6 separate regions of the Mus musculus genome follow, and regions 1, 3, 4, 5 and 6 are each linked to region 2. The links are chromatin loops, found by intact Hi-C in ENCODE. Cell type or tissue: left cerebral cortex. All regions are shown on one strand. Region 1 holds the start of Etnk2 (ethanolamine kinase 2). Region 2 has its middle 33 kb from the start of Gm51648. Region 3 holds the start of Gm19461 (predicted gene, 19461). Region 4 overlaps Plekha6 (pleckstrin homology domain containing, family A member 6). Region 5 overlaps Ren1 (renin 1 structural). Region 6 has its middle 2.7 kb from the start of Golt1a.

What was found. Hi-C counts contacts between places; a loop is a spot of excess contacts. Peaks named below come from ENCODE experiments on the same cell type or tissue, not always from the same donor. Only the 100,000 strongest peaks of a DNase experiment are listed, where the experiment ranks them.
Region 1: it touches region 2 in a loop (2.9-fold over the local background); 23 of 42 quality-filtered maps call a loop at or near these places.
Region 3: it touches region 2 in a loop (2.1-fold over the local background); 8 of 42 quality-filtered maps call a loop at or near these places.
Region 4: a loop joins it to region 2, with 2.7 times the contacts of the local background. A loop is called at or near these places in 3 of 42 quality-filtered maps.
Region 5: it touches region 2 in a loop (5-fold over the local background); 22 of 42 quality-filtered maps call a loop at or near these places.
Region 6: it touches region 2 in a loop (6-fold over the local background); 34 of 42 quality-filtered maps call a loop at or near these places.

What each region holds. Positions count from the first base shown.
Region 1 is chr1:133,361,620-133,366,619 of GRCm38, reverse strand. It overlaps Etnk2 (ethanolamine kinase 2), which reads right to left and starts at 3,048. Exons shown (of 8, transcript NM_175443.5): 1 at 2,602-3,048; 2 at 785-1,044. The coding sequence starts at 2,856. In left cerebral cortex, no CTCF peak of the experiment used is centred here; DNase peaks (open chromatin) are centred at 2,377, 2,671, 2,713, 3,089 and 1 more place; H3K4me3 peaks cover 1,453 bases; H3K27ac peaks cover 1,283 bases.
Region 2 is chr1:133,178,563-133,183,562 of GRCm38, reverse strand. It overlaps a transcript of Plekha6 not described here. Among named protein-coding and RNA genes, the nearest start is that of Gm51648, 33 kb to the left of the region's middle. RefSeq lists an enhancer at 1-2,895. In left cerebral cortex, CTCF peaks have their summits at 1,073 and 2,411; DNase peaks (open chromatin) are centred at 1,041, 2,304, 3,832, 4,685 and 2 more places; H3K4me3 peaks cover 2,528 bases; H3K27ac peaks cover 3,330 bases.
Region 3 is chr1:133,266,672-133,271,671 of GRCm38, reverse strand. Plekha6 (pleckstrin homology domain containing, family A member 6) reads right to left here. Exons shown (of 27, transcript NM_182930.2): 7 at 1,470-1,612. Gm19461 (predicted gene, 19461) reads left to right here and starts at 1,864. Exons shown (of 4, transcript NR_037984.1): 1 at 1,864-2,248. In left cerebral cortex, a CTCF peak has its summit at 2,901 (motif pointing right); a DNase peak (open chromatin) is centred at 3,643; H3K27ac peaks cover 419 bases.
Region 4 is chr1:133,284,879-133,289,878 of GRCm38, reverse strand. Plekha6 (pleckstrin homology domain containing, family A member 6) reads right to left here. Exons shown (of 27, transcript NM_182930.2): 17 at 4,888-4,999; 18 at 4,493-4,632; 19 at 3,483-3,632; 20 at 2,280-2,409; 21 at 1,999-2,105. Among named protein-coding and RNA genes, the nearest start is that of Gm19461, 18 kb to the right of the region's middle. In left cerebral cortex, no CTCF peak of the experiment used is centred here; a DNase peak (open chromatin) is centred at 2,614; H3K27ac peaks cover 1,694 bases.
Region 5 is chr1:133,350,872-133,355,871 of GRCm38, reverse strand. Ren1 (renin 1 structural) reads right to left here. Exons shown (of 9, transcript NM_031192.3): 2 at 1,595-1,745; 3 at 947-1,070; 4 at 259-377. Among named protein-coding and RNA genes, the nearest start is that of Ren1, 2.7 kb to the right of the region's middle. In left cerebral cortex, a CTCF peak has its summit at 2,150; DNase peaks (open chromatin) are centred at 26, 2,173, 2,395 and 3,874.
Region 6 is chr1:133,304,637-133,309,636 of GRCm38, reverse strand. No RefSeq gene overlaps it. Among named protein-coding and RNA genes, the nearest start is that of Golt1a, 2.7 kb to the left of the region's middle. In left cerebral cortex, CTCF peaks have their summits at 2,064 (motif pointing right) and 2,652 (motif pointing right); DNase peaks (open chromatin) are centred at 2,063 and 2,650.

The DNA.
Region 1 (5,000 bases), 180 kb before region 2:
GCTCTCTGCTCTAGAGTAGTATCCACAGGGCTTGAAGGTTAAACACAGTTCCTAGGTGCTACATATCCAGGGACTGGGACTAGGACCTAGTCCTTGTGGGCCTTCTGCATGAAGGCCTCAGCAGTACTCCAAATCTGGATGTTCACTGTCAGGGAACCCAAAGGGCCCTCAGCTATGGGGGAGGAGAGGCTAGTCCAGCCTGCTAAAGTTGAGTTCGTTCATCCTGCATAGGCTCGTTGGTCTTCACACTTTTCTGTCTTTGCAAAAGATGGGAGGAAAGCTGGTCAAGGTGTCATACACCTTTAATCCCAGCATTTGGGAGGCAGAGGCAAGTGGGTCTCTTAGAGTTTAAAGCCAACCTGGTCTACATATCAAATTCCGGGACAGCCATTGCTACATTGGAAGGCTCTGACTCCAATAAACATAAAATAAATAAAAAAGAAAGACAGGCAGGGTAGAAAGCCTGTGTGCCTTCAGAATTTGGCTCAGACGTCATTCCCGGGGCTTCTGAACATTTCCACGGCAGACAAGTGGACAGAGGTTTGAGAAATGGGGTGGGGTGGGGTGCGGTAACAACCTGGTCTCTGCTGTGTTCCCCTGGAACTCAACCCTCTAGTGGATACCCCTGTAAGCCTATAGAATGGTGTAGCCTCTGAGTAGCATATATTAACAAATATTTTCAATGCAATGGCGGGCCTTATGACTCTCTTCATTGTTCACAGCCAAGACCATCAAAACCACAGCCTCTGAGAAAATGATGTATAATGCCCTGTTCCCTCCTCACCTGAAGAGCTGGGGCTCTCGGATGTGTTCAGGTCCCAGGGCCACACCCTGCACATACTCGTAGCACAGCCCGTTCTGAAAGGTACAGTAGAGTTTGGGGGCGCAGCCGTGTGCTCGCAGCAGTTGGAAGTTTCTGACCTCATTCTCCCGGTCCACCAGCAACTCCGTGCGCTCCCCATACACCCGGACCAACACGCAGTCCCGCATGTCCTCCTCCACATAGCAGGCCAATAGCTTGTTGGTGATGCCGTCTTTGAAGCGCTAGCATGGGGAGAGGACAGCCATGGGTGGGAGGGTGCGGCATGGTCCTCCGCTCTCTTCCCAGAGCTTCAGTCAAAACAGAATTCGTTCACTGGAATGCTGAACATAACCCCACGCCAGCTAGTACTAAACTGTGCCTTGGAATAAAGGGACACTCATGGTGGTGGATGGGAAGGAGCAGCCACACTGAGTCCAGGCACACTCACTCAGCCTAGCTGCGCGTCCAGGCCATGCTATCTAGCACAGTGGCCACGTCTGCACTAGGCGCTGGAGAGAGGCCCTCCCCTCCTTTCTCCATCCTGGCCCTGAAAGAACCCCACTGCAGGCAAGAATGTAGCCAGGGAGGGCTAGAAATTGCCCAGACAGACACCCTGATCAGCTGCCTCTCATTAAGGCAGGCAAGGGCTCTCAGAGCTGTATCTCCTGCTCTATCCAGTGGCAGAGAGACAAGGAGGGTACTGAAGTTGGCACTCTTCCCAGGGCTTTGGTGGCCAGAGGTCCTTGAATCTCTGAATTCCACACCAGGAGGAACAGGAGACAATATGAGTGGGAGCCCAGACTCTCTGGGCAGGGTGATAAGGAGGGAGGAACCCTGAACTAAAGGTTTATGGGCGCTATGGGGCAGAGCTGGATGGGACTTCAGGGGACCCACCCCTTCTAGGTGAGACGACAGGCCTAGTGGGGGTCCAGATTAGCATCTGGTATGCAGTGCTGGGTTTAATCTCAAATATGGCTTGATGCCTTCACTGTCTGTTCCTGACCAGGTCTTCTGAAAATGTTACCACATTCAGCCCAGATTCTCCTTAGAGCTGCCCCTTCCATACTCAGAAGGCCAATGACATGGGGCCCGAACCCTCCAAAGCAGGCTGTCAGGGGTGTAGGGCTGGGTAGGTTTTTAAGAGAATGCAGGACAGCGAGGGAGGGAGTAAGCTAGGGGCTCGCAGTGGGCAGTTCTGCCCACAGGTGTGTGTGTGGGACAAAGTATTCAGCTGAGGTGGGAAGAAAATGGAGTGGGGGTCAAAAGGGGCGTTGCTCAGAGCTAGCCTGAGGCCACGTGAAGAAGGTCTCAGGGCTTAGCTGGAATTCTGAATTGCACAGGGCTGGCTCCTGGGGCCACAAGGAATGCTCAGATCCCCGAGGCTTGGATCTCAAGTTAGGGCGAAGGAACAGCATGGGTGTAGGGGGAGGTTTCCTTAAAAGTTCGTGCTTCCTCGGGTTGTCAGAGTGGCTGGGTAGCACTTCTGAGCAACTAGGGGACAAGCACGCAGCGACAGGGGGTGGGGCTGCACGCGCAGCACGCTGACAGTGGGCAGGTGGACCTCCGGCGGCAGGAGCAGGCGAATGGGGAGGGTCCAGGGAAGCGTGAGCCCAGCTTTGCATAGGGATCAAAGAGAAATGGAGAGTTACACACATATTCAAACCACGGTCCAAAACATCTCCTGCGCAACAGCCGCAAAACCCTGGAACCCGCACTTGGAGGATGCACTGACGGGCGTCCACGCAGCCCCTCTGCAGCCCGGCAGCGCCCCATCCCCGGCCTCACGCCCTCTCGGCTACCTTGGTCCGAACTTGTTCGGGCTTCCAGTGCGGCCGCAGCTCCCGAATGAGGCGCAGGGCACCGGGGAGGATGTCGTCCTGTTCCACCGTGACGCTGAAGCATGGGACGGCGGCCCTCGGGGGCCCTGGAGGCTCCCAGCAGCCGGCGCTGGCCACCGCCTTCTCCTCCATGCTCCATGAGCACTGCGGGCAAGGCTCCTGCCTCCGCAGGTAAAAGGGCGAGCACGGCACTGGAGCTGAAGGGGGCACAGCCATTCCCAGCAGCCCCACCCCCTCGGAGCCGCCGCGCCCGCGTTAGCCCCTACGGGGGGGCCCTGAGAGAGAGTGGGAGTGGTCGAGGAGGGGCCAGGGGAAGTCCATGACTCATGAGCGAGCTGCCTGTTCCAATCTCCGGCGATGCAACCGAGCAACACAGCTGGCCGGGAATCGCCAAGGTCCGCCGCGACAGTGACATCATGGGTCGCAGTAACGCCCCTTGCCCGCCCCGCCCCCGCCTCCGGGCGAGTGCAGCCCGCCATCTCCCGTTGCTGGCTCCACCGCTACCTGGAGCTCTGGGTGGGGGATGCCCCGCCTTAATGACGCAAAGGGCGGAGCCTCCCCAGGCCCCGCCCCAGATCCCTGCTCCAGTATCCTAGTACTGGTTGACCAGTTTCCCACTGGAGCCCACAGCTAAAGAGCTCTTTTCCGGGTAGTCTAGGGTAAGGGGCTGGGGCTAAGGAGGGAAGAGCTTGTCTTTGTCCCAACCTCATCCTGGAACGTGGAGATCGGATGCTCCTATAGTGTGGGCTTCGGCTTGCCATTAAATCTCTTGGGAAAGGTTGGGCTGCGTTTCTAAGGCCTTCTAGGCATCATTCAGCACCACACACACACACACACACACACACACACACCTTCGATGGAGAACAGCATGGTGATGGTTCAGGGTGAGTGTCCCATAGGCAGACTGGACTCTGATAGAATGTTCCAGGGTACTTTTATGAGTGTACAAGCACATTGTAAGCCAGGACTTTGAGCAAGACTGAGTTTGGCTCACTAAATAATCCTTAAGCCTTCCTCCCTGTCCTGCAAGGCTGACTGGGCATAGATAGTGGTCGCACAGGTGCCCGGAGCTCAGTGTTTTGTTGAGCAAAGAGGTGATCAAAGGCCATAGTACAACCTAGGGATCTATGTGTATGTAGCATGACAAGGGGAAGGGATAAGTCCCCTGGCAGACTTACTGTACAGAGAAGACACATGGAAAGAGGCCAGGCCAGCCCTTGGAAAGCCCGTCCCTTAGTCATATATTCCCCTGGTCACTTCCAGAGTGAGACCAGTTAGCTGCCAGCTCTCTAGCATAGAGAGACCTGGGCTTGCCTTGGGACCTCATTTCTTATCACCTCATACTGCCCTACTTGAAAAATGCCTACAAAATAGATGTGTTTCTGTGTCCCCAAGGTTGTCCCTCCGACCTACTCAGGAACATCTCCACCACGAGGCCTTTTGGTTCTTGCTGCTTTGCACCCAGGTCTTCTGGTCCAGTTTCTGTGCTGGTGCCTCTTGCAGGGGCCACTAGCCTCACGTGGCTACTCAGCCCTTGAAATGTGGCCAGTGTGACATTTTGTGTAACTTTAATCTTTATACGCATACAAACAACAGCATGCAGCCACTGTACTGGACATTGTAGCAGATGGTAGGGAGGGACCACCTACTTGAGGTCATGATGTCCCAGGATGCCAGAACTGGAAAGGACATTGCCTCCAGCTCTTTCTTTTGCAATAGGCAAAGCAAACCTTGCGGCACAAGGGAACACAATCAGTGGGAGTCCAGACTCGCTTTCTCAGCTCTGTGCCAGCACCCTGAAAGCAGCTCCCGCTATACAAATATCACCTCAGAGAAGCCCTGGGTCCTTAACCTTAGGAGAGTGAAATCCTACAGATACCAAGCGCTTGGTTGGGACACTCAGTACCTTGCTTTTGGGGGAGGAGGGGTCAAAGAGGGATGAGGGAATACAGGTTGATGCCTGCTTTCTTATCCCCTAAGCTATACACTCTTCATGGGCAGTCTGAGGGGTGAGTGGAAAAAGAGTCCTCTACCAGCCCATTGTGGGTGGTGCCTCCCCTGGGCTGGTGGTCCTGGGTTCTGTAAGAAAGCAGGCTGAACAAAACCTGTGGAGCTTAGGCCTGGAGGTGGAAGACAGCCCGTGTGTGCACCTGACCCAAAGCAAGGTGTTTGGAGCTCTGTCCCTGTGCCAGCACTGCGCATGTGGGACTGAGGTGAGAGCCCCGCCCCCAGGGGCTGTGTCATTTGGGTTGGATTCTCTCGGATAGTTTTTCAGGTTCCTTCTCCGCTTGATTCTTCACCGAGTGATCTTGGGCAAATTAGCCTTTTTATGTGTTTTTCTATGTGTGTGAGGTAGGATT
Region 2 (5,000 bases):
GGCACATGCACAGCTTCCCTACTCCCCACTGGCTCCCAAAAGAAGTTTGGTTCTGAGAGTATTTAATGAGAAAGGCTCATGCCAGCTCCAGCTATGTCAACCTCCTGCTTGGGCCTTTTCCAGCAAACCAAGCTCTCTCTAGCCCAGCCACCTTCCTCCTGCCTTTACCTGCCCCAGGGGCCAAGTAAATGTCCAGCGTCCATCAGATGGGCTGCTGAGCAGGCAGTGAGAAAACAGGAGCGTCATCCACAGCCTACTACGTGACACCTCACCCTTGTCTGGGGTGCTGTCGCAGTCAATCCTAGGGGCCTCAGCTGAGCCCACCCCTGGGCGCCACTGGGCCAAGATGGGGGGGGGGGGTAATGACGGCAGCTCAGCCAGGGCAGGCGCCTGGCTCCTGGATTTCCTCAGTAATTACTTCATTTGCACTGAGCAGGAAGAATCCAACTCAATCATCCAGGCAGACACACTAAATGTAATTATCTATGTAATGTGTCCTGCACCATAGCCTTCCTGTGAAAAAGAAAAAGCAGCCGAATTGAGGGGAGGGCGGCCCCTTTGTCTCTAGCCCTCGCAGCACGCCACCAGGATTAATTACATACAGCGCTAACACGTTTATCACCTCGCCACCAAAGGGGAAACCAAAGGCTTTTAATAATTCATTATCTGCAGCCCAGCACTCTGAATGGTTGTGCGGAGACACAGAACCCCCGCTCCTTTCTGCAAGGAAAGCCAGGCAACTGTGCAGGTGCCCAAGCCGCTCTTGCCACCGCTCTGGAAGCACTGCTGCTCCACCCCCACCCCTATTCCCATCCACGGCCGCGGACCCAGGTGCTGAGACACGGGCGCACTCCTCTCCGCTAGCAGGATGGGCTCGACTTTTGCCCGGGCTAAACCGCAGCTGCCCAGAGGTGGTTGCCGGACAGTTGCACCCGTAGAGTCCTCCCCACTTCCACAGGGTTCAGAGGCTCCGGGTGGGAGGACCGGGACAGCACCTGCAGTGCCCCGCAGCCATCTGGACAGGGGCTCTGGCAGAGGCGTGCCAGCTAGGGCTCCGCCCACGCATGCTGGAGCCCTGGCGGCTGAGTGCGCCACTGGAGATGCCAGATGGAGAGCGAGAGGTCTTGAGGGACTTGGGATGAGCTACCCGGTCCTGAAGGCTACACACCTCTTGCGAAACTTACTGGGGGACACATCCTTCTCCCCCACCACGCTCGAGCCCGCCTCTCTGCATCCAAGATCTCCCACCTCTCACTCTCCAGCCAGACTGGCTTGCAGTCCCAAAGGGCATCTCCCAGTAGCAGCTTTTCCCTCCTCCTCCTCCTCCCCCTCCTCCTCCTCCTCCTCCTACCCCCCTTTCCTCCCCCCTCCCCCTCCCTTGCGTATCTCCGACCACTTCAACCCTAGACTTCTCACACAATAGCCCAGTCCTAGGGCTCTAAACAGCGGCAGTTTGCTTTTCCATCACCAATACGGCATGTTCCATCATCCCCCTGCCCACAAATCCTTAAGCAGCTACCCACTGAACCGCAGACACCCCCTAAGAAACCAAGAGCCTCTGACCCCTTGCACTGAGGAAGGAGAGCCTCCACCGACCTGAACCTGACCCCTGGACCCTTCCATCTCTCTTCCCTACAAAATTAGAGATAGGGCGGGGCTGCACCTTGGAGGTTGGCAGCCCCAAAGCTACCCTCACCCGGGGACGCAATTCAAATGTAATCAATTCAGAGGGTGCCGGCCCATCCTAGGGATTCTGGAGGGGTGAGGTCACAGAAAGGCTATAATTAGCATTCTCAGCATCCATGATCCCTATGTACCGCTGCCAAGGCTGAAGATGAAGAAGGCAGTTCACTGCAGTGCACGCAACCCTGGCCTGTGCGGCCAACACCGGCTGCCAGCTCTGCCCCCCAGCCTAGCCTTCTTTCTCCCACCTCTTAGGTCTGATGCACCTAAACGACTCACCGGCTGGGCCTCGGAGGTGTGATCCCGCGCTGAGAGCGCTAAGCGCGATTTCGGAGGCACCCCTCCCCCAGCTCGGGCCAGCTGGGGTCCTCCTCCCCCACCCCTGGGGACCCCTTCGGAAGAGTGCCGCTCTGGATCTAATCTGATCTAATCAGTCATCTTCTCGCTGGCAGGTCCCTGGCTCCGGGGAGAGGATGCTGTTGTGGTTACTGCAGGATCCAGCACCTTTCCCAGGCAGAAGCAGCTGGGCATGCTCCATCGGCTCCCGTGGGGATTTCAGGACCACGTGACCCTCCCTCCCCAAGCTGTCACTTAGGATCAGGAGTAAATAGTCCCCTGAAAGGTTTAACTCCATCCACACCAGTGACGAGCTGCTAACCACCCTTGTAACCCTCCCCGCAGAGAAGGGGTTGGTGGGCACAGCCTCCCCGGCCTCCCACAGACAGGACAAGGCTGCCCCCCAGAGGGCATCTGGGCCTGCTGCGTATGGGTAAGCAGCGTTTTTTAAGAGTCCTACCACAGGAGACTGCAGGATGCTGTTGCCCCTGGGTTTGGCACTGTGGTGGGGCCTCGTGCACCCAGTGGTGGCTTTTCAGTTCTGTGACTGTCCCCAAACAGAGAAACCATTTCATAGAGGGTTTTGCTAGGATCCTAATACTTCCATATCCCTCAACACAATGAATTTAAAGGAAAAATATTAGGAGAGCTCTGGGACCCATTTAAAACAAAAACAAATAACCAAAAACAAAATAGGATCTCATAGTCTTCATCCCAGACTAGTCTCCAGTGACCAAGCCTTCAATCTGTGCTCTTCAGTATTGATGGGCAGGGGCAGGGAGCTTTAAACATCTCTCCCCTCTACTGTGCCTCTGTTTCTTTTCACATCTCTCTGGGAAAGGAGATTCTCCATGACAGTGGATAAGTGCAGGGGAAACCTTGGTTTTAGGACCAGGATCAGAAAGGAGTGGGACGGATTTGCCCTTAACTCCCAGGGGTTTTGTCTCTGCCACACCTTGGACCCAAAGCTGGAGACCATATCATTGAGGTCACTTTTTTTTTTTTTTTTGAGTTTTTTGAGACAGAGTTTCTTTGTGTATCCCATTCCTGGCTGTCCTGGAACTCACTCGGTAGACCAGGCTGGCCTCGAACTCGGAAATCCACCTGCCTCTGCCTCCCAAGTGCTGGGATTAAAGGCATGTGCCACCACTGCCTGGCTTGAGGCCACTTCTGAACATAGAAACATTCCAAAAAGCAGGAATTGATGAATACCTATAAGGTTCCACCCACTTGATAAGTCTATTGTTATTTGTAAGTGGACTGTCTTGATTTAAAAAATAAAAACAAAAAGCAGCCTGGGCTGAAGATGTCTGCTCAGTTGAGTGCTCGTCAGGGTACATGAAATGAAGCCCTGGGAGTCTGCAAACCAGCACCCCATAAAATACAGTATAGGTAAGATCAGAAGCTTAAAACTATTCTTGGCTACTCAACGAGTTCAAGGCCAGTCTGGGCTACATGAGGCCTTGTCACAAAAGAAAAATGAACAAAGCAAGAAAGCAACCTGTTCCTACTCTGAGTCTAACCACGGTGTGTGAGCATCCCTGTGTGAGCATGAGCATCCCTGTGTGAGGATCCCTGTGTGAACATCCCTGGGTGAACATCATCTCTGTGTGAGCATCCCTGTGTGAGCATCCCTGTGTGAGCATGAGCATCTCTGTGTGAGCATGACCATCCCTGTGTGAGGATCCCTGTGTGAGGATCCCTGTGTGAACATCATCTCTGTGTGAGCATCTCTGTGTGAACATGAACATCCCTGTGTGAGCATCCCTATGTGAGCATGAGAATCCCTGTGTGAGCATCCCTGTGTGAACATCATCTCTGTGTGAGCATCTCTGTGTGAACATGAACATCCCTGTGTGAGCATCCCTATGTGAGCATGAGAATCCCTGTGTGAACATCCCTGGGTGAACATCGTCTTTTGTCACCTGGAGCACTTTCTTTAAAAAAGGATCTGCTTTAGAAGGCACAAGAGAACTCGTCCCTTCCTGCACCCAGGAAGAGATAGATTAGGAGACTGGAGATATGGGAGAGACTTGATGGAGTCAAGCCAGGAGCCTGGGGAGGTACCTAAGGGACAATCCTTCTCATGCCTCCTCAGGGTAGGGGGGCACATGGCAGCCTATCTGCTCTCTTGGTAGGGTTTCCCCTCTCTTTCCCTCAGCTAGATGAGCTGCCAGGCTGGTCCTCAATGACTCTGTGGGAAAGCCTCTCGGCTAAAGGGGCAGGGAAGTTGTGAGTAAGGGCCCCGTGCCAGGCCCAGTTCACCTACCCAGCTCTCCAGGACTTGGCAAGGATGTCTGGTACAGGTGGGGCCGAGTCGGCTTCCAGGCAGCCAGAAATGAGGGACTCTTGGGGAGTCCCTGGCCTTGAGAAGTTAATGGAGCAAAGTGGGGTTGAGAGAGATCCCAGTACGCAAGAGGGGAAGAGAAGGGGACAAGGACCCCCAGCTCAAATGCCATGCAATCTTAGGCAGCTGGAGAGGGCAGCCAACAGACAGGCCCGCTGGGCGGGTTTCCTCTTTGGCAGACAGAGCGAGAGCTGCAGACAAGGCTCTGGCTCACCCAGAAGCCCAAGCCAGAAGGGTGGCTGCTTCTGGAGGACACAGGGGCTCCGGGGGGAGGAGGGTGAGAAGCCAAAGGATGACTGGGCTGGGCACAGTGCCTTCCTGCCAGGGAGCAAAATGGAAGATGTATGAGGCCTTATGGGGCTGGCAGGGTGGAGGCGGCAGAGCTGAGAAAGCAAACATGCCTTGCCAAGTCTAAATCTCTCCTCTGTTAGCCCAGCCGAGAAGCAAACTGCTCCTGAGAAAGGCTGAGGAGGAAGCTTAAGGAAGAAGGAGCCCCAGAGAGAGCACCTCTGGGGTCTTGCCTTCCCATTCCCAATACAGTCTCATCTCACTCACTCACACCTTCAAAGATCATCACTACGCCACACTCCCCACTGGCCCTGGGGGTCACTAAACTGGTGGACTAACTTCCCCT
Region 3 (5,000 bases), 88 kb before region 2:
GCTATCTGTCTCCAATCCAGCCCTCCAGCCTAAGCTGGACTGTACCCCGGTTTCACAACAGTAACTGGAGTTAGCCACAGAGAATGGCTGCACGTCTGCCCTGCGTCTTGGGGATTCTTCACTGGCAGAAAGGACAGTTATCACCTTCCTGGGGGAAGGGGGGGGCGGGGCTGCTATGAGATGAACCATGGTGGGCATCAGGGGGACAAGTGGCTGACTCCAAGCAGGTAAACACCAAGTTCCCCGCTCCAGAGCACAGCCCTTCTCGGGGTAACTTGGTTAGAATGTGGGCTCCATAAGGGACAGAGCATGGCGGGTTTCCTCCCTCATGCTCCCAGGGCCTGGCACAGGATCTGTGTCTTGGTTACTTTGGTCTGTTTATTGTTTGTCAACCTGACACAAGCTAGAGATATTTGAGAAGAGAGAATCTAAAGAGATTCCACCATAACACTGGTCTGTAGGAATGTTTGCTCAGAGTTTTCTTGGTTGATGATATTGGAAGGACCAGCCTGTCGTGGGCAGTGCCACCCCTTGGCAGGTGGTCCTGGACGGTGTAAAAGAAAGCAGGCTGAACAAGCCACGGTGGAACAAGCCAGGAAGCAGCGTTTCTCCACAGCCTTCTTCAGTTCCTGCCTTCAGGCTCCTGCTCTGAGCTCCTGCTCTGACTTCCCTGCTTTGGTCAGTGTTTATCATAGCAGCAGAAACACAGACCTGTACAGTCTGTTTTCTTCCTAGCAGATCTGGGAGATGGATGAATAAAGGCCTAGCCCCGTGCAGAGATGGGCCCTTGAGACAACTTCTCCTCAGAGCTTCCTGTCAAGCTTCCTTGATGACACACTGAGGGTTAAACATAGCCAGACCTGAAGTCTACACAGGGAGACCCTTTCTCCACTCAGGCCAGACCTGAATGAGCCCTTTCCTCTGGGTCCCCATTCGCTTAACTCAGGGCTGCACACAGGGAAGGAGAGGTGGGCATTGAGCCAGCAAGTGACAGGTACTGTGGGCCGTGTGCTGTGTTTTTCACACACAATCTGCAGGACGAATCAACTGCTAGATTTGAGAAGAGAAAAATCAGGCCCTGAAAGGTTAAGTCACTCACCCTGAGGTCACACTACGGCCAAGTGACTAACCTGTGATTCAAACCTGACTGCATTTTCCTCCAACGTGTTTGACGCAAATAGCCTAGGACAGCTAGTGAATGACCCTCACCTTTGGCTCCTAGCCAAGCTTAGAGAATTCTCTGCAGGCCCCCCCCCCCCAGCTCAGAAAGAGGAGGAGGAACTGAGCAGGGGAAGTGAGATTCAGGCTCTGCAAGCCACTGGCGGGACCTCCCACTTAGGTGAGGGAATTGTGGTCCTCACTCCCTCTAGACATTCAAATCCACAGAATGGACCCAGCGCTGGCATAAAGCTGAGTACTTTTGAACATCTTTCTCTCTCCTTTCCCCAGTGTCCGCACCAGGTACTCACCTGTGACGCACAGGCTGAGGCACTGACTTCTGGGCTGGAGGGATCTGGACCCGAGCAGCCTCGCCCATGGCCTGGATCCAGGCCTCCTGCTCCTCGGGGCTCTCGGCACTGAAGAAGTAGGTGCGGACTCCAGCGTGCTCTGCCTGTGGGGAGAGGCAGTGCGTAGAACTGGCCCCAGCCTCATCTACCCAGTGAACAGTCACCTGCAGGGAAAGGACACCCACAGGAGGGGCAGTCAGTCAGGCCGCTCTCAGCACTCAGCTTCTCCCCAGAGGAGCTAAGGAGCTAGGAAGGAGGGTGGAGTGCAGCTGTCTCCCATATACCTGACATGAGAGGTCTCTGAATACTACCTAAAAGCCCTATCACCAGGAAAGCAAGCTTACCTCCCCCCACCTGAAGTGGCTGTAAGCAAGAGGGACAATTACCACACCCTATCTCCCCTTCGATTCCACCTTTGTGATAACAAAATTACCACAGGGCAGGAGGAGTTGGTCCCCTAAACAGGACCATCTCAAACCCAGCTTCACTACTGAGAAGCTGGCCCTACGCCTTCCTCAAGAGGAAACACCTGAGCCCCTATCCACGGCATGCAGGGCACACGCTGGCAAACGGTCAGAACACTACCTAGTTGACGGCTGTGAGCAGGCACAGCGGGCTGGAACCCAGAAGAGAGCTCCTGTCCAGAGGAGGGGGTCCTCATGCGGCCAGAAGGAGAAGCAGAGACAAGCCAACCGACACCAGAGGAAGAGACAGACCAGACAGTGAGGAGCACAGGACAGGTATTATGGGTAGTTCCCTTGTAGTCAGTGACACCACCCAGGAGGACAGCACTCAGCAGTGCCCAGCTCAGCCGGACAAGGGATAGAGCATGGAGGGCTTGCACTATGGGAAAACTGGGGCTGCAGTGGGCAGTGAGTCAGGGAAGCCCAGCATCAACTCCAGCTCCTCCCTGGCAGACAAGTTGCTATTTTGCTCCCGCTTAAATGATACAACGGTGGTTTGATATGATACAATGATACAATGATTCAGCGGTTGCTGAAGGGTAATAGGAGAGAGGGACTAGCCAGATTCCTTCTGGGACTTTAGCATACTCCTCTAGTGACACCCTCAACTCCTTAAAAAAAAAAAAGGTAATTAAAATTTACATCACCTAACAGGGGGCTCCAGATGTGATTAAGGAGTCTCATCCCAGCCTTGGCTCCCTTGAGTGCTAACCCATGGGATGCGAGTTGAAGGGAAAAAGCGAGGCCCCTGTGGCTAAACTCAGTGCTCTCCTGAACAGCCAAGTCATGCCCTCACCCTTCCAGCGTTTCCGGGATCAACCGTCAGGTGATTCCCTTCACTGTGTCCCATATGCATCTCCACCTTCACCCTTCTCCAGTGTGGAGTTTGGGGGGATTGGACCCCAGGCTTCCTCTCTTGGGCTGGACCCTGCCCTTCAGCAGAGAGCCCAGCAGGAGGCAGAGCTGCTGAGTTCTTAGAGGGGTGGTGCTGATGGACAGTAAGGGAGCTGTAAAGAGGGCAAGGAGGCTGCTGGGACTTGAGACTGAATAGCAGTGCCCAGGGCCCAGGAAAACCCTCTGACAAGAACACAGGGTTAGTATGGTCTTGTGGGAGACAGAGACAAGGCTGGTGATGTGTGGCAGGGCAGGCTGGAACCAGCAAATGAATCTGTTCATTCCATGAGCATTCTGTGAGCAACCTGTGTACCCCAGCTTGCTGGCCAGGGGGCCCCAATGACAAGGAAGATAGAAATTACACTGGGGCTCACTCACACTGGGGACAAAACATGCCACGAGGAACAAGGAGCAAACAGCCCCAGGACCAAATGCTTGTGACAGGAGAAGGCAGAGGGCCTGGGAAAAGACAGGGCTATTGATGGAGTGCAGGGAGGGGCACCAGCTTCTAAGAAGAAAGGAGCTGGAGACTTGAGGGTGTGGATAGAAGAAGCTAAGGCATTCAGCTGTAGCCAGGCAGGGACAGTTCCCGGCTCCTCATTATTTGCCATCCAAGACTTGTGCTTGGTGGCCACAACAGGACAAGCCTGCTGTCTGTCTGTCTCGGCTCCCCTCCCTTCCCTGGGGATGAGACACTGAATAGCACAGTCAGAACCCTTTGTAGGCCACTGAGCATAGCTATCACGTGGGGGCCTTAAAGAGGCAGAGCACGACTTGGGGCAAGGAGAAGGAGGGTGTGCAGGTCTGGTAGGCACTGGAGTGATCTCGCTAGGCTCCGCAGCAGGGTGTGTATCTGTCACTCTAGGACGTTTATCTGATGCCTGCAGCAGGCACAGTTCCAGTCTGGAGTGTGTGGCTCTGACAGGTCTGGTAGGAAGGGCGAGACAGGCTGTGGATGCTGTGTGGGTGCAATGTGTCTGTGTCTCGGGACTGTTTGTTGGTTACACAGCCTGCTCCTATTTCCCCCAGCTACAACCCAGCTCCCTGGAGTCAGAGTTGTATAAATTGTTCCTTCTATTCACACCTCTGGCACCCCAGCCCCTGAGAGGATGGAAAGTAATTATGTGCCAAATATGTCCCCTCCTCTCTCCCTGGCAGGCCCTGTGTATGGTGCCCACCTCTTTCACCAGAATCTGAAGGGCAGAGAGAGCCTTGGAAGCTCAGACACCAACCTGGTGTGACCTGTTCTGTCTTTAATGCCAGGGTTGAGTTTTAAGGGCTTTGGACAGCAATTCTCAAATGGAAGAGGGGACTTTATTCTAAGGCATGCAGAATCAATATTATTATCTCATATTTTGAAAAGGAGACTAGGGTACTCTGCATCACAAAACACAAAGGGCATGGGATTTTTATAGTTTTTAATGGGTCATGAATTTTTAAATGTGGAAAACTACTGGCCTAGGAGGAGCCAGCTGCAGGCACAGCTTTGCTGAGTAGGTCCCCCAGGGGTTCTGAGGGAGGGACACTGAGCGGGAGGAGAGTCCCATTTTCCTGTGCACGGGTTCTCTCAAACTGTTGTCTACATGACCAGGGGCAGGACTCAGGGCAGGACACTTGCCCAGCATCCACAAGACTCGGGGTTCATAACTCAAGACTAAAACAAAATTCAACTCATAATGTTCTCTAAAGAATAAAATTTGAGTAAGTTTGACTGGAGGGAGGGTCCCTGCATATCCCTGGGCTCAAAATAGAAAGGAAACCTATTCAGAAAAGACCTGAGAAACCCACCCACCAGAGCTCGGCTCAGAAGAGGAGTGGGCTGCTGGGCACAAGGTACAAAAGGTTCAGGACACAATTTTCTTCCCTGGGGAAATTGTGGCATCACAGAGACACAGCTCTATTGGCCCACCGGTGCCATATATACCCATCAGGCCCCTGAGAGAAGAAGAGGGAACCCCAGCATGGCCTCACTTGGCCTCCCAGCTACCCTGATGAGTCCAAGGGCCACTACCTGCTCCCTTCTGGGCCACCACACAGGGCGTCCTAGGGGACATACACTTTACTCTGCTCCAGCCCCACCCAGGTTCTAGAAGAGCAGATGCCTTCCTTTCCCCACCTGGGAGAGGAAGCCCAG
Region 4 (5,000 bases), 110 kb before region 2:
CCCAAAAGGCCACAGAACCCGAGGCTGTGGCTGAGATGTATAGCATTCGGCCAGTGTGCACAAGGCTCTGAGGTTTGACTCTCAGCACTGAGGGGGAAAGCTGCTTGAGGCTGGAGATTTCTTTATTCCTTCTCATTTCTCCTTTGGGGACAAGAAGGTTATCTGGGAGCCAGGGAGATAGGTTAGTGGCTGAAAGTGCTCGCTGTACAAGACCAATGACGCAAGTTCGATTCCTGGAACCCATACAAAAAGCTGGATGTGGCGACACCAACCTGTAATCCTAGCATTGCCACTCCGAGATGGGAGGCAGAGACAATGGGATCACCTGGACACACCAGTTAGCCTGCGTGTCCAGCCCAGCAACAGAAGTACGGGAGACCCTGCCTAACAAGGTGGAAGGGGAGAACCGATCCTGCAAAGTTGCCCTCTGACCATCACACATGTACACTGGCATCCACACACATGTAAATGAACAAGTACATAACTTTTCAAAAAGAAAGCTTATCTCACGTCATTGTATTTTAGAAGCAGGTGAACTCGTTTTCAAGTCCCATGTGTAGAGAGGAATTCTGCCCCATAATGAACACTATCTAGAGTTCCATGCCTGTCATGCTAGAGATGGTTCAGAGTGTGAATTGCAGGGCTTATTTTCTGTGTGGAGGCCGAGCCACACTGTGCACACATTTGGGTGAGGGTACACCCACTTGTGCATGCCTGGGCAGATGTTAGAGACTGACTCCAAGTGTCTTCCTCTACAGCTCCTAGTCACTTCTTGAGACAGACTCTCACTGACCCTGCAGCTCCCTGTTTCGGCTACACTGGTGACAGGGAGTCTCTTGGATATGTTTGTCTTTGCACCCCCAAGTGTGGGATTACAAGAAAATGCTGTCATGCATGACTTTTGGACGGGTTTGGGGGGATCTGAACTCAGGTCCCTCTGCTTCTGCAGCAAGAACTTTACCTGCTGAGCCATCCCTCTAATCCTGTTTGTCTTTGTTTCTTTGCTTTTTCCTTTTTAAAGGTTTATTTATTGTTATATCTAAGTACACGGTAGCTGTCTTCAGACACACCAGAAGAAGGGCATCAGATCTCATTACGGATGGTTGTGAGCCACCATGTGGTTGCTGGGATTTGAACTCAGGTCCTTCAGAAGAGCAGTCCGTGCTCTTAATCACTGAGCCATCTCTCCGGCCCCCTTGTCTTTGTTTCTTGCGGCAGGATCTCAGCCTGTAATCAAGGCTGGGCTTGAACTCACTATGTAGCCTCAGCCTCTCGACTCCTGGCGTTCTAGGCATGAGCCCCCAGGCCTGGCTGGAGATGTGAGACTTGAGAATAAGTCTGAGCTAATAATGGTTAGATGAGATTTTAGTATTAAGGTTAATTACATTATAAATGGAGATTTTGGGGTTCTTGGAATAGAATGAGCACTTTCCAAGTAGAATGGCATGAAATTTGGCACTAGAGTTGTTGAATAGTGACCCCAAAAGATATCTTTAAACCATAGCCCCTCACCCCATGCCTGATACTATGCCCCTTTTTTGGAAGAAGGTTTCTACAGTTGTCATCAAGGTCATCATGAATTTAGGGATCCAAAATCCAAAGAGGGTACTAAGCACTGCTGGGAACCACTGTTCACAGGCGAGGCGCAGGACAGAGTCTCTCAGATTCCCAAAGGAGCCAACATGGGTGGCACCTTGACTTTGGACTTCTGGCCCCCAGAACTGGGAGTATAAAGCTGTGTTGTTTTAAATCACTAATCTGTGTGGTAATCTGTCAACTCCCAGGGCCCTAGGAAACTAACACTGTGTGTACTTCACCCTGACCTCTGTTCTTCCAGCTTCGTCCTGCCAACAGCGTGCTATGAGAACGCTAAACCCTCTCATGCATTTACGATGCTCATCTTCCTTGACCCTTGACATGTCCACGAGGGACGGTTCTCCCTCCCACGAGCTCTACCTTCTCCCCTAGTTCCGCGTCGTGACTAGTGTGGGCACTTACCCGTGAGGAGAGGCCATTGGTGAGTCCATTCGTGGTCCTTCTCACCACTGCTGATGGTGTCAACTCCTCCTCAGCAGGAGATTTGGTCCGAGGGGGTACAATGCCAACTACAGGAAGACAGAGCAGCCAGGGGGAGTCCTTGTGGGAAGCAGGGCCAGAGCATCTGCTTCTTAAGGAGAGGCCTGATCGCTCTCCCCACTGAGGCCTAGGGTAGGTGAGCACACCCCTCCAGCATGAGGAAGAACCTCAGCTTTTTAAGGCAAGTATGGGCGGAAGCATACCTTTGTTGAGAGCTGCCTGCTTCTCTGCCTCCACCTCTTGTCTGGTGGGTACCAGGTTGATATCTCTAGGGGTACCCAGGGGTGATGTCTGGCTCGGGTCTTTCTTGCTTGTCTCATAGCCTGTTTTGGGCTGGGAGGAAGGGGTGAGAGGACAGACAGCTGGTGTTAGGGTGAACGCTAGAGATTTGGTTTCCTTAATGCCTTCCTTCAAGTCCTTTAAGACGGAGCGAGCAGGGAAACTGTGCAGATACCAGCTGGTAAGGATGACTCAGAGAGGTCTCTGCCCAACCCAGGTAACTTGGAAAGCCTGAAGAAACACAGATGGTCTGTGGGCTTTAGATCACAGGAGGAGTCACCAGAGTGGGCTACAAATCCTAAGATCTCTGAGGATCCTGCCAGGATCCACACAGACTGTTTCAAACAGAATCAGGCTGTCCTTGATTCCAGGACTCTGAGGACGTGAAAAAGGTGTTTGTCTGTGGGTTTGCAGAGACTTGAGGCCTCAGGCACACTATGAGCAACCTCTTTCTGTTGCACAGTCAGAGATTCTAAGCCTCATAGAAAATTCAGAATATAAGAATAAAACTAGAGCCTAAAACCTCAGCAGTCACCAGGCCGGAAGCCTGGGTGATAGTTAAGTCTTGTCTACTTCATGGTGTAGCAGCTACGGGCAACACCAACTCTTCTGCCTGTCTGCCTGTCAGCTACACAAACCATATAAAGCAGAGCCTGGCTAACGGGTCTCTCAATAACAAACAACCAAGTCTAACTGTACACTCTGTCCTGACTAAGGACCCAGAACAGATGCAGGCCTTATACTAGAGGCCCATGAGACGCAGTGAGATCAAGCCAGAGGCAGAACAAGAACAGGAGAGACTGGAGTCTGAGGTGGGCAAGGGGTAGCAGGGGCTGGAGAGGGTGTCACTCCATCTCCTTTGGTTTAATCATGTTGGTAAGGATCTGAACCTGTGATCATCAGATGCTCACGAGCCAGGGTTGGGTAGGATTGTAATTCATTTTCCCACCGTCCCCAGAAAACAGAAGGGAAGCTGACCTGTGAGACTGTGCCTCCAGGGCCCAGAAGGCATAGAGTTCTGAGGGAATGATTGGGAAAACAACCCCAGGGCTCTACCCTGCCCCATGCCTGGGTCTTTGTCCCATACTGCACCGTCCCACCCTCCAAAACCCAAGGATGCTGGGTACCTGGCCCTTGGCTGTCTCGCCACTTCGATGCCAGGAAGGGGAGTTGGGGTATGGCCAGAAGCGGCTCTCATTGGGGAGTGGAGGGACGGTGGGAGGAGATTCCAGGGGGACGTAGGCTTTGGGGAGGGGTGGCCGAGGTGGGCCAGGTTCCTGAGGCAGAGAGAAGCCAGAGCATTAGGAAGAAGAAGAGCAGCCACTGTGAGAGCAGAAGAGAGAGTTAGCAGGAGCCAGATAGTCTTATCCAGTGAACTATGCCCCAGGACTGGGCACTGCACCCCACCCTGCCCTGGCGGAGCCCCAACTCCACTGGCAGCCCTCTGCCTGGCCACGGAGTCCTTCCTGCTCACCCTTGTACACAGCTCCCCAGCATTCCAAAGCTCCCCCATACATCCCGGCCTGCTAGGACGTCCCCATTCTGCATCTTTGCCTCCTCTGTCTCTCTTGGGTGCACTCCATTGGGCCTCACACTATCCAGACGCACCATGGTCCCATTAAGTTCTACCCCGTCTTCCACTGGAGTACCAGAGTCTGAACCATATAACTCATTGCTGAGATTTAACTGATCTCTCCTGTAGGTTGCAACCTGCTATGGACGGGTCCTTGTTAGATGCTGTCTCTCTGAACAAAGGACCCCAGGGCCTGCCTGGGTACCTTTTTAAGAGCTTCATTCCATCCCAATGAGCACTTCCTGACTGACTAGCAAACAGCTCAACCCCCTCACCTTGGGACATTCCTGGTTTAAGTTCCCGTCAAGCATGGGGGAATCTGTGCTAACCATTTTGGGGTTCAGGAAGACTTCCTTGTGGGGCAGCTAAAGAGGGCAGGCAGAGATGGGAGTGCCCGTAGGGGAAACCCCAAGGGAAAACCAGTGTGAGAATGATTCCAGATACCATGAACCAAACGCTAGAATGGGGCCCCTGGGGAAGAGATAGCAGACTGTATGTCCTTTCCTGGGATCCAGAGCTGGTCTTCTTGCCCCCCATCTTTCTTGTGCTGTTTTCCCAGCTTACCTCACTGGACCCTGGCTTAGTGGGAGAACCCTGAGAGCCAGACACCATTGAAAAGGGGCTCAGGGGACTGGTAAGGCTGGCAGAGCTGAGAGGGCTGGCTGGGCTGTTGGAGCTGTAGGTGGCTGACGGTCCAAGTCCTCCTGGGGAAACAGAAGAGAAGGGTAGAGTCGAGGGAGGAACATCTCAGCATACACACAGTCACAAGGGGTGGAGGAAGGAGAGGAGGCCCTCCATGGCTTAGGGCCATAGGCTGGAACCCTAGGCAGTGAAGAGAGTTGACACTGTAGCCTCTGATGTGTCAAAGAGAGCCAGCCTGAAGACCTGGGCTCCAGGTTAGCTCTAAAGTCACCCATGGGTCCTTTGGTGTGAGTTGGCAGGGGTGCCGGAGTACCTACCTCTGTGCTTGGCTGTGTCAGTGCCCCGAGAGGGGTTGTTCTTCCTCAGCCCTTCCATCACATCCTGGATCCTCCAGATCTCCTTTTGGATTTGCCGATTGAGCACCTCATTC
Region 5 (5,000 bases), 170 kb before region 2:
CAATTAGCAAAGTCAGACTGGTTACTAGGAAGGAGACTGTGGGGTTTAGGCACACACCCACATGCAAGTTAGATGCAAAGCCTTGCGCATCAGTGTCAGCAGGTTTGCTCTCCTGCAATTGGCTAGAAGCTGCCAAGGAGGCTGCACTTCAACTTCCCAGGCTCCTGCAGGGGGGTGGGAGGGGGAGGGAGGAGGGCTGGAGTATACTTGTCTGGAACCACAAGGGCCCTGTGGGTAAATAGAGGTGATCCTACTTACAGTCACCGAGTCCTGGCTGAGGAAACCTTTGACTCTCCCTGATCCGTAGTGGATGGTGAAGTCGGACCCGTTCTCCATGTAGCTGGAGGAGTCAGAGGACTCATAGAGGCTGTGAATCCCTAGCAGAGGGTTACAGGCCCCAGTCAGCACAAGAGAGATTGATTTACATAGAAGGCTCAGAGGCAGGACAAGTGATAAACATGGTTGAAGACTTAGGTGTGTGTGTGTGTGTGTGTGTGTGTGTGTGTGTGTGTGTTTAGTTTCCTGAGTCTCCAGCTTGGAAGAAAAATGTATACCAGGCAAGGATAGTGGTTTTTTGTTTCATCTTATGTGCTCGTGCTTCTGAGACATTTGTTTCAAAGAGTTCTAAAGCCATTGCTAACACTGATATAGTGCCAAAGAGGGTTCTGGGCACAGAGTAAGTACTCGGCATGGGAGCATCGGAAAAGCCTCAAGACCTGGAGTGGGTTTACAACTTTGTTCCTGTCTGAATCCTTGGGACACTGGCAAAAGGCCTTCCAGGTGCCCAGGCACTTCCCAAAGCTGGCTTATTCACCTTGGTTGCCATTTCAGAAAGAAGAGAGACACTTCCTCTCTCTTCCTCAGATCAGTGGTGTGGAGCTGAGGAGAAGCAGGTCATAGGTGCAGCAGGCAGAGCTGGGGGAGAGGCACGAGGCTTGACTCTTACCACAAGCAAGGTAGAGGCGGCTGCACTTGGTGGAGGGCACCCAGAGGTTGGCTGAACCCGTGTCAAAGATGACTTTGAAGGTCTGGGGTGGGGTACCGATGCCAATCTCGCCGTAGTACTGGGTCTGTGGCGGGGGCAGAAGGAAAATGGGGCCCAGAGAGATGGGGGTGACTTCAGGGCTTGGGGCCTCTGGTTTGGGGGGGGCATGTCTGGACCCCTTCTTGGCTCTTGGCTTTCTTTTTGCTGAGATGTGAGGACTCAGCATTGTCTTCTGCTGTCCTGGGATACAGGAGGCTCACTGGGGCATGGAAGCTTAATCAAAGCAATCAAAATGGCTGGACATGATGTCACATGCCTTTAATCCCAGCACCTGGGAGGCAGAGGTAGGTAGAACTCTGTGAGTTCGAGGTCAATCTGGTCTACAAAGTGAGTTCCAGGCTTGCCAGGCTACACAGTGAGACCCTGTCTCAAAAACAAACCAAACCAAACAACAAAACAATCACAACAGCCCCTCCCCACCAGACTTCTCGGCTGGTAAATAGGAGTTCTATGGGGTGCTCTTTGGCTCTCAGTCAAACATGGTGTGGAAGGAGTGGGGGCCTGCTAGTCCCAGAGAGAAAAGGAGATAGCAGATGAGCTAGGACTCACATTCAGGTAGTTGGTGAGGACCACGGGGGAGGTAAGATTGGTCAAGGAAGGCCTCTTTGTGAATACGCCCCATTCAGCACTGAGCCTGGTCATGTCCACTCCCCGCTCCTCCAGGATTTCCCGGACAGAAGGCATTTTCTTGAGCGGGATTCTGCTCCAGGGTAGAGAAAGAAAAACAGAAGAGTCGTGCAGTGCTCCAATGTTGACAGAGCCCAAATGTTGCCTTGCTTTTTGGTATGTCTAACACTAACCCTCTCCCATGCAATTACGAATCACTTTTAGTTCCCTGGGGTTTCTTGGAGTCACTTATTCTGGTACTAAGTAATTCCCAGATCTTATTTTAGTTAGATAAAGCAGTTTGTTCATCCGTCCATCCGTCTGTCCATCCACCCATCTGTCCATCAGTCAGTCCGTCTGTTCATCTATCTACCATTATCATCATCGTGTGTTGAACACCTACTCTAAGCCTCACTGTTCTGGAGAGGAACATAAAGGTCTATACAGCCTCTTGCCAGCTCCTCGGATTGACGGGCAAGGCAGTACCACGGATGGCCTGTAAGTGGCAGCAGATGCCCACAGCAGGCTGCAAGGACTTGTTGCTCCCTGGGGTATCACAGAACCAGGTGATATGTGCCCAATGAACCTAGCTTGACTCGGATTGGATCGGCCAGTGTCTATAGCTTGCCTGTGTGCCTCACCTGGGGACTGATGTGTCTTGGGCCTGAATCCTGGGCCCCTCCTCACCTCCAATCATTATTGACTGGCAAAATTCAAGAGATTTCATTTAGAACAGCAGCTCCCTGAGCTACTCCTGGCCACAGGCCAGCTGCCTGGCACGCACCCTCATACAAACCACATGACGGCTAGCTCCCTGGTTTTCGGCGGCAGCGGCGGCGGAGACATTGAAGGTTCACAGGGATGAAGATGACTCAGAAATGCCAAACAGAGACAGTCCAAGCTCTGTCTGTCTGTCTTTCCTACCCAGGACTGCCGGGACCAGGCAGACTGTTTTGCAGTTGGAGGAAGATGCCACCAGCCCTGAGCCAGGGCTTTCCCAGACATCCAGAGAGCCCTCTTTCTTCTCCAGTGTGAGCCCTAACCTTCCTCCCAGCACTCCGTGCCCTCACCTCCCAGCTTTGCCCATATTTCACACCTATCCGAGTAATCTCCAGCAGAAATGACTTAGTCCTAGCACGGTTTACAAGTATTTCCACTCTTGTTTTAGTTGACCCCAGCCATCTCACCAGATGGGTGTGTTTTATTTCCCCACTCTTCAAGGGAGGAAGACAGGTCTATTCTCCACCATTTCCTGAAAAGACCCATGCTTTGCTGTTCTTTATGACCCTTCCTCTTTTAGAAAACCTCTATGTTGTGTGGTAGGGCATGACATTAGTTTCAGTACTCAGGAGGCAGAGGAAGGCTGATCTCTGTGGGTTTGAGTCCAGTCTGGTCTATATAGTGAGTTCCAGGCTCCATAATGAGGCTCTGTCCCAAAAGAAAATAAACATAAAAACCCCCTTCTATTCCTCTCCTAGATCCTTAATCTTTCAAGACATGACCTGAGCCCATACCTAGATGCTCTCACCAAGGATCCCAGCCAATGGGTCCATTTCCCCTGAGTGCTCTCCACAAGCCTAGCCTACAGGGACAACGGGGATAGAGCCACCTGATGCTGAGGGCATGCTGCACGGTTCTGAGCATTCACTAACCTCTTCGTCCTCTGGCACCTTGATGGTTGTCTTGCCTAGTCACAGCTCAGGCTAAGCGTGGAGGCTGGACATTGTGTGTATGTAAGGCAACGGCCTTGAGAAGAAAGCCCATTGCTCAGCCCCTCAAGGTGACTTGCTCAATACTTTACACAGAGCAGGGAGCACAGAACCCCACGCCCTCTAGTTAGTCCCACACTCTCTGCTGCATGCTGGGAGCAAGATGGCGGGACTTTGGAAACAAAGACCAGTGGGTCCTCAGACCTTCCTGGAGGACATCCCTAGGATCCCCATCTGCAACATGGGTGCTGATGTCTGGAGACTCAATTTAGGATGAAAGCAACCCACCAGCTCCTAAGCACCAAGCAGATTCACAGCTCTCACTGCCTCGACTCTTTCAGGACTTCCTCATCGTAGTCCCCAGACCATTGCTGGGTGAGCCTTCTCTTGCCTCTGCCCTGCTCCTGCCTCAAGAAGCCTTGTTCCCACAGCCCTAGAACTGCACTAAATGGCTGTTTCATCCTCCCTCGTGGGGCTGCCAGGAGCCTTCCCTTTCCTACACTCTGTGGTAATCCATGCTGTAACCATGGCTTCTTACACCGTTCCCCGCCTGGCATCGGAAGTGCTATGCGTATCCTCTCATCAAATCTTCAAAGCAGCCGGTGAAGCAGGCTCTGCTTTCATCCTGTTTTTGAATGGCGGACTGAGGATTGGTGAGATTAGCTTGCTGCTTACCCTCATCTGTTGCTAGTGAAGCTTTTCAACCCAAAATTTTCTTGCTTCTTTATTTTAATGTTTATTTTTCTCCGTAGCATTCATGATTTCCTTTAAGGGCCAAAAGCCATCTAATGTGCTTCCCCGGGTCAAATTAACCATGCTGATTACCGTCATCCAATCCTTAACTGACAACCAGCTTCCTTTTGCAGACAATCTGTTACTGCCTATCCCAGATACACAATTAACATGATATTTTCCTCCTTAGCCACCCAAAGCAGACTTAAAGGATGCCTTCCAGGACTACATTCCTCAAACACCCTTGCTTTTCTAGGATCCTAACAACGGGCCAGGATGTGCTCCCAAGCAAACCATTGCAGGCTTAACGTTCCCCATCCACCCTATGCAGACATCCTGCTGCTAGGGTTCTGCTCCTCTGCTGTGATTACCCCACAGGTTTATCCCCACAAAAGAAAAGGACAGTGCCTGCAGCCACAGATCCAGTAGAGACAGCGCTGTCTCCTGAGACCTGCAGACCACAAAGCTGCCTTCCTCCAGACACCTCATCTGACGGAAGACTCCCGAGACACACGCTGAGATCCAGAGACACGAGCTGAACCCCACAGAGGACAGACTTGAGGTCTTCCAGCTACAGATGAACTCTCTCGCCAAAGCCAAAGGGCTGCTGAACTTGGGGGAAGTTACATGATCGCAAGGAAAACTTAATGTCTATCTAGATTAATTAACTGATAGTCATGTTACTCCTTTGGCCTACATGTTTCTTCTGATACTTCCACTCCACCCAAAATTTTTACCACAAATGACACAATCACTCCAGTGACCCCTCCCTTTTAAAAAAGTAGTAGAAGGGGGAGTTGTGGTACCCCTTAATTATGGCCGTCCACTAGGGCTTTCGGCTAGTCCCTAGGATTGTCAGAGCAGGATCATACATCCCTGACTGGCTGGCCAAAAGGACTGGATGATCC
Region 6 (5,000 bases), 130 kb before region 2:
GTCTGGGCACAGCTGGTTTTCTCGGAGAGGTGGAATGGCGCCCCGGCCCTTCGGATTTTATTTTTATTTTTTTTAAGACTATCTCTCCTGCCTAGACTGGAACTCACTATGAAGACCAGGCTGGCCTTGAACTCACAGAGATCCACTTGCCTTTGCCACCCCAGTGCTGAGATTCAAGTCATGTGTCACCACACCCAGCTTTAAAATGTGCTGGTTATTTATTTATTTATTTTGGTTTTTCGAGACAGGGTTTCTCTGTGTAGCCCTGGCTGTCCTGGAACTCACTCTGTAGACCAGGCTGGCCTTGAACTCAGAAATCCCACTGTCTCTGCCTCCCAAATGCTGGGATTAAAGGCGTGTGCCACCATGCCCGGCCTATATATTTATTTTGTTGTTTTGTGCTAGCACACGTGAGAGATACTAGGGGCACAGACTCATGAGTAAAACTTATATCAGACCTAAGGGGAGTCAGATTTATATAAACCAAGGGTGTAGGTGTCACGTGGAGTTAGGCAGCAGAGACTTCAAGTTCCTCCCTGTCCCTCATCTCACCCCGCCCCCGCAGTGCCCTGATGGGGTGGTGAGGTTGAGCAGGTGGAGAATTGTTCTCAGGAGAAGACGAGATAGATAGGGAACCTGTGTCGATCCACTGAGTAGCTAGATAGACATGGGCACATCATTCCGTGTTCTGCAAGCCTGGCGAAGAGGCAGATGGGGCCTCAGGGGCCAGCCCAGCACTGAGGACCACTTGCTGCTCCTGCAAGGGAACCCAAGAAAGGCAACCAGGAGTGGATCCCCTGATAGCATCAGACAAAGATAGAGAAACCAGGGTTTATATAAAACTTTAAGTTTAAAGGGTCAGGCCTGAAGGATAAAGGCGCTGTGAAAACTCACATAAAGCTGGAGGGAGGGATCCAACGCCACAGAATTGTCCTCTGACCTCTGCATACAACGGAACATCTTTAAAAATTAAGGGAAAATGTAAAGAGTGGAAAAATACGAAAGTTTTTAGTACTTTTTTTGAGATAAGGTCTCACTACATAGTCCTGGCTGTCCTGAGACTTGATATGTACATGAGGCCGACCTGGAACTCACAAAGATTTTTCTGAACTCTGCCTTCTGAGTGCTGGAATTACAGCATGTGCCACCATGCCTGGCTTATCATTATTCATTTTAATTATATGTATGCATGTGTGTGTGTGCACGTGCATGTGTGTGTGTGTGTGTGTGTGCAGGTACCTGTTGAACAGGAAGCTTTAGAGCTGAAGTTAGAGGTGTTGTGAGTTGTCTGACGTGGGTGCTGGAAACCAAATTCAGGTTGCGACCCTTTAATACAGCTGCTCATGTTGTGGTGAACCCCCAACCATAAAATTGTTTTGTTGGTACTTCATAACTGTTGGTTTGCTACTGTTAGGAATTGTAATGTAAATATGTGACATTCAGTATATCTGATGACCTGAGGGGGTCATGGCCCACAGGTTGATATCTGATATTTGGGATATCTGATGTATGACCCCTGAGGGGGTCATGGCCCACAGGTTGAGAGCCACTGGCTTGAGAACTCTCTTCAATGATTCTGGGGTGCTCTGCTCACCTTGGGCAGATGCTTTGCAACCAGTGTCTTTGTTTTTCAGCAACACAGTCTGACAACACTGAAAGAACTCTCGATTGCAGGAACTGTTATAAACTGCTATAATAATAATAATAATAATAATAATAATAATAATATGTGTTGCCAGTACACATATTATTTGATAATTTCGAGACTATGTCACAGTCCATTGAAGTTTCTTCACAATAATCTCACAGAGGTGCTTATGAAACTTATTCTAAAAAGCTTAAAACCCCACACAAACATTTTAGTAGTATGATGAATTGACATTGAATAAGCTTATATGAGAAGCGCTTTTTAGCTCAGGCATTGACACTCTAAAGAGCTTTGCCGAGGACCAAGGCAAGTCTTATTTTGGATGTTTGTGCTGCTCAGTGCAACAACGAAAAAGCTAGCCAGGGATTTGCTGTCCATGCTTGAACCAGCTAAAGGCTCTCTTGCAAATCTTCTAAACACCCACTAGGGGGCAGTACGACAGCCATTAAAACCGGAAAGCTCTAATGTCATGCATGAGACCTTAGGGTTTCTATTTAAAATTTCTGTACCTCAGTTTCTTAGCTAAGAATAGTACCTACCACACTGGGGCGGCGGGCATTACTGAGAAGCATATACCAGTGCATTGATCTGGGCACCCTGATTAATCATATAAGCACTAATGAGATAGTTATTGCTATTAACATTCTAGTATAGTTATATAAATTACTATCGTTGTTATTAGTCTTCTATTAATAGGCTGTTATATCTAAAAATTATGCTTTTAAACTGCTCCCAAAAGATATCAAATATCAGCTAGGAATACTCTTTTCCATCACTTCCAATGTAGCCCACCCAGGAGCAGGGACAAGAGACCTCTGAAGTGGACACTCCTGGTCTGATTTTCTAGCCACAGGAGCTGGGAGTCCACCATCCACCCTCCTGGGGAGGGACCTCCACAAGGCCAACCCGAGGAAGGAGTCTGGCCATAGAACAGCCAGACTGAACCTCAGCCTGTGGCTGCTTTCTCAACTGGCCACCATGGGAAAGAGTGATGCATGTTGTGAGCAGGAGGGGGCGCCCTAGAGGCGGCCTGGCTGGCCAGCAAGTCTTCCAGCAAAGCCTTAGCTAGAAAAGGAAGAAGCTAATTAAACATTCATCCTTCCAACCATCATGCCTGGCTCATGTCACCGTTACACTCTGCCATGATTGTAAATGAATTCAACTTTTCAAAAGTGCTTTTTCATCCCTTTTCTCTTTTTTTCTTTTCCTTTCTTTTCTTTTCCTTTCTCAAGAACTTCTTAGGAATAGACACTATCATCAGATGAAGAATCCGAGACTGCAGAACCCAGTCACTGATCCAGATATCTCTGTTTAGAACACCTCAGTTCTGGACCACATTCTAGGACTGCTCTAGGGCAGAGGTTCCCAACCTGAGGGTTGTGAGCCCTTGCAATGGTGTGTGTATGTGTGTGTGTGTGTGTGTGTGTGTGTGTGTGTGTATGTGTGTGTGTGTATGTGTAAAATGATCCTTTCACAGGGTCACCTAAGACCATCTGCATATCAGAGATTTACATTACAATTCATAACAGTAGCAAAATTACTGCTTTAGATTCTAGACTTGGAGCCTTGGGTCCTCTAGACCAGTGGTTCTCAACTTTCCTGGTGCTGTAACCCCTTAATACAGATCTTCATGTTGAGGTGATGCCCCAACTGTGGGAAGCCACATGTGCCGTTGCTGAGTGGCACTGACTACTGCTGGCCACCACGCATAAGATTGGACAAACAACCAATGTGTACATATGCAGTAAAGTTTTTTGCAAAGACACTGCCTGGCCCAGGCATGATAATGAGGTTCTGTAAGGTACTGAGAGTATAACCAATCAGATGTGAGACATGCAAATGAGGTATGATAATGAGGTTCTGTAAGGTACTGAGAGTATAACCAATCAGATGTGAGACATGCAAATGAGGCATGATAATGAGGTTCTGTAAGGTACTGAGAGAGAGTAGCCAATCAGATGAGGAACATGCAAATGAGGCTTAGTGCATAACCAATCCGGGTGTGAGACACGCCCCTCCTAGGCCTATAAAAGCAGCACCAGTTCTGGGCTCGAAGTCTTTTCGCCTCTACAATCAAGCTCTCCCAATAAACGTGTGCAGAAGGATCCTGTTGCAGCGTCGGTCTTCCTGTCCAGTTGAGCGCGCGCAAGACCCAACCACAAAATTAAATTTTCATTGTTACTTCATAACTGTAATTTTGCTAGTTATGAATTGTAATGTAAACATCTGTGTCTTCCTAAGGTTTTAGGTGACTCCTATGATAGACCCTTCGACACCTAAAAGGGTCGTGACCCCCAGGTTGAGAACTACTGCTCTCGAGTATAGCTGGACCAAGGTGTGTGACCCCGGCCAACAGGGTCTGGGACCTGCCTGACCTATCACGTCTAAGAAATAAGCAATCGTATATACAGTTCCAGAGCAGCTGTCTGCAAGGGCATACTGCAGAGGCCACATACTGGGTGATCTGAGGAGGAGTGGGTAGGGCTGCCCCTGGAGGATACCAGGCATCTTCATCCCATGAGCGGATACGCTCTTGTTTGAAGAGTCAGTGATACTGGGTGCTACTTAATGACTGCATAGCTCCCCTCAGGCACCTGGCACAGGCTCCGGTCTAATGAGGGTGCGGAGAGAGAGTCTAGAATGCTCAGGGTCTAGAATGCGACCAGCTTTCCTATGCACACCCATCTCCTCAAAGGTGCCTTCTTTTCGACCTGTTTTTTGAAAAAAAAAAAAAAAAGATGTATTTTTTATGTGCTTGTATATGTATGCAGAGGCTGGAGTGCAGCACTGAATCCCCTGCAGTTGGAGTTACGTACGAGCCATTGCGAGCCGCCTGACGTGGGTGCCGGCCAGGAACCTAGAACTCAGGAACCCAGAACTCAGGAACCCAGAACTCAGGTTCTCTGGCAGAGCAGCTCTTGCCTGTGGAGCTTCCGGTTTTGAATTGTTTTGTCGTTTAAGGTTTATTTTTATTTCAGTATATGAGTATTTTGAGTATGTGCCAGCACTGCAGGCTTGCCTGGTGCCCTCAGAGGTTAGGACACCGGATTTTCTTGAACTGGAGTTAGAGATGGATGGTTGTGAGCTGCCTTGTGGGTTCTGGAAGCCGAACCTGGGTCCTCTGCAAGTGCTCCTAACTCCCCAGTTGTGCAGGTTTGAGTAGGAATGGCCCCCATAGACCGCATCTGTTTGAATACCTGGCTCCTAGGGAGTGGTAGGAGGTCTGGCCTTGTTAGAGTAGGTATGGCCTTATTGGAGAAAGAGTGTCGCTGTGTAGATGAGCTTTGAGGTCTCATATGATCTTGATGAGGTCTTATCAAGCTGTGACCTGATTGCTGTGCTGGGATCACAG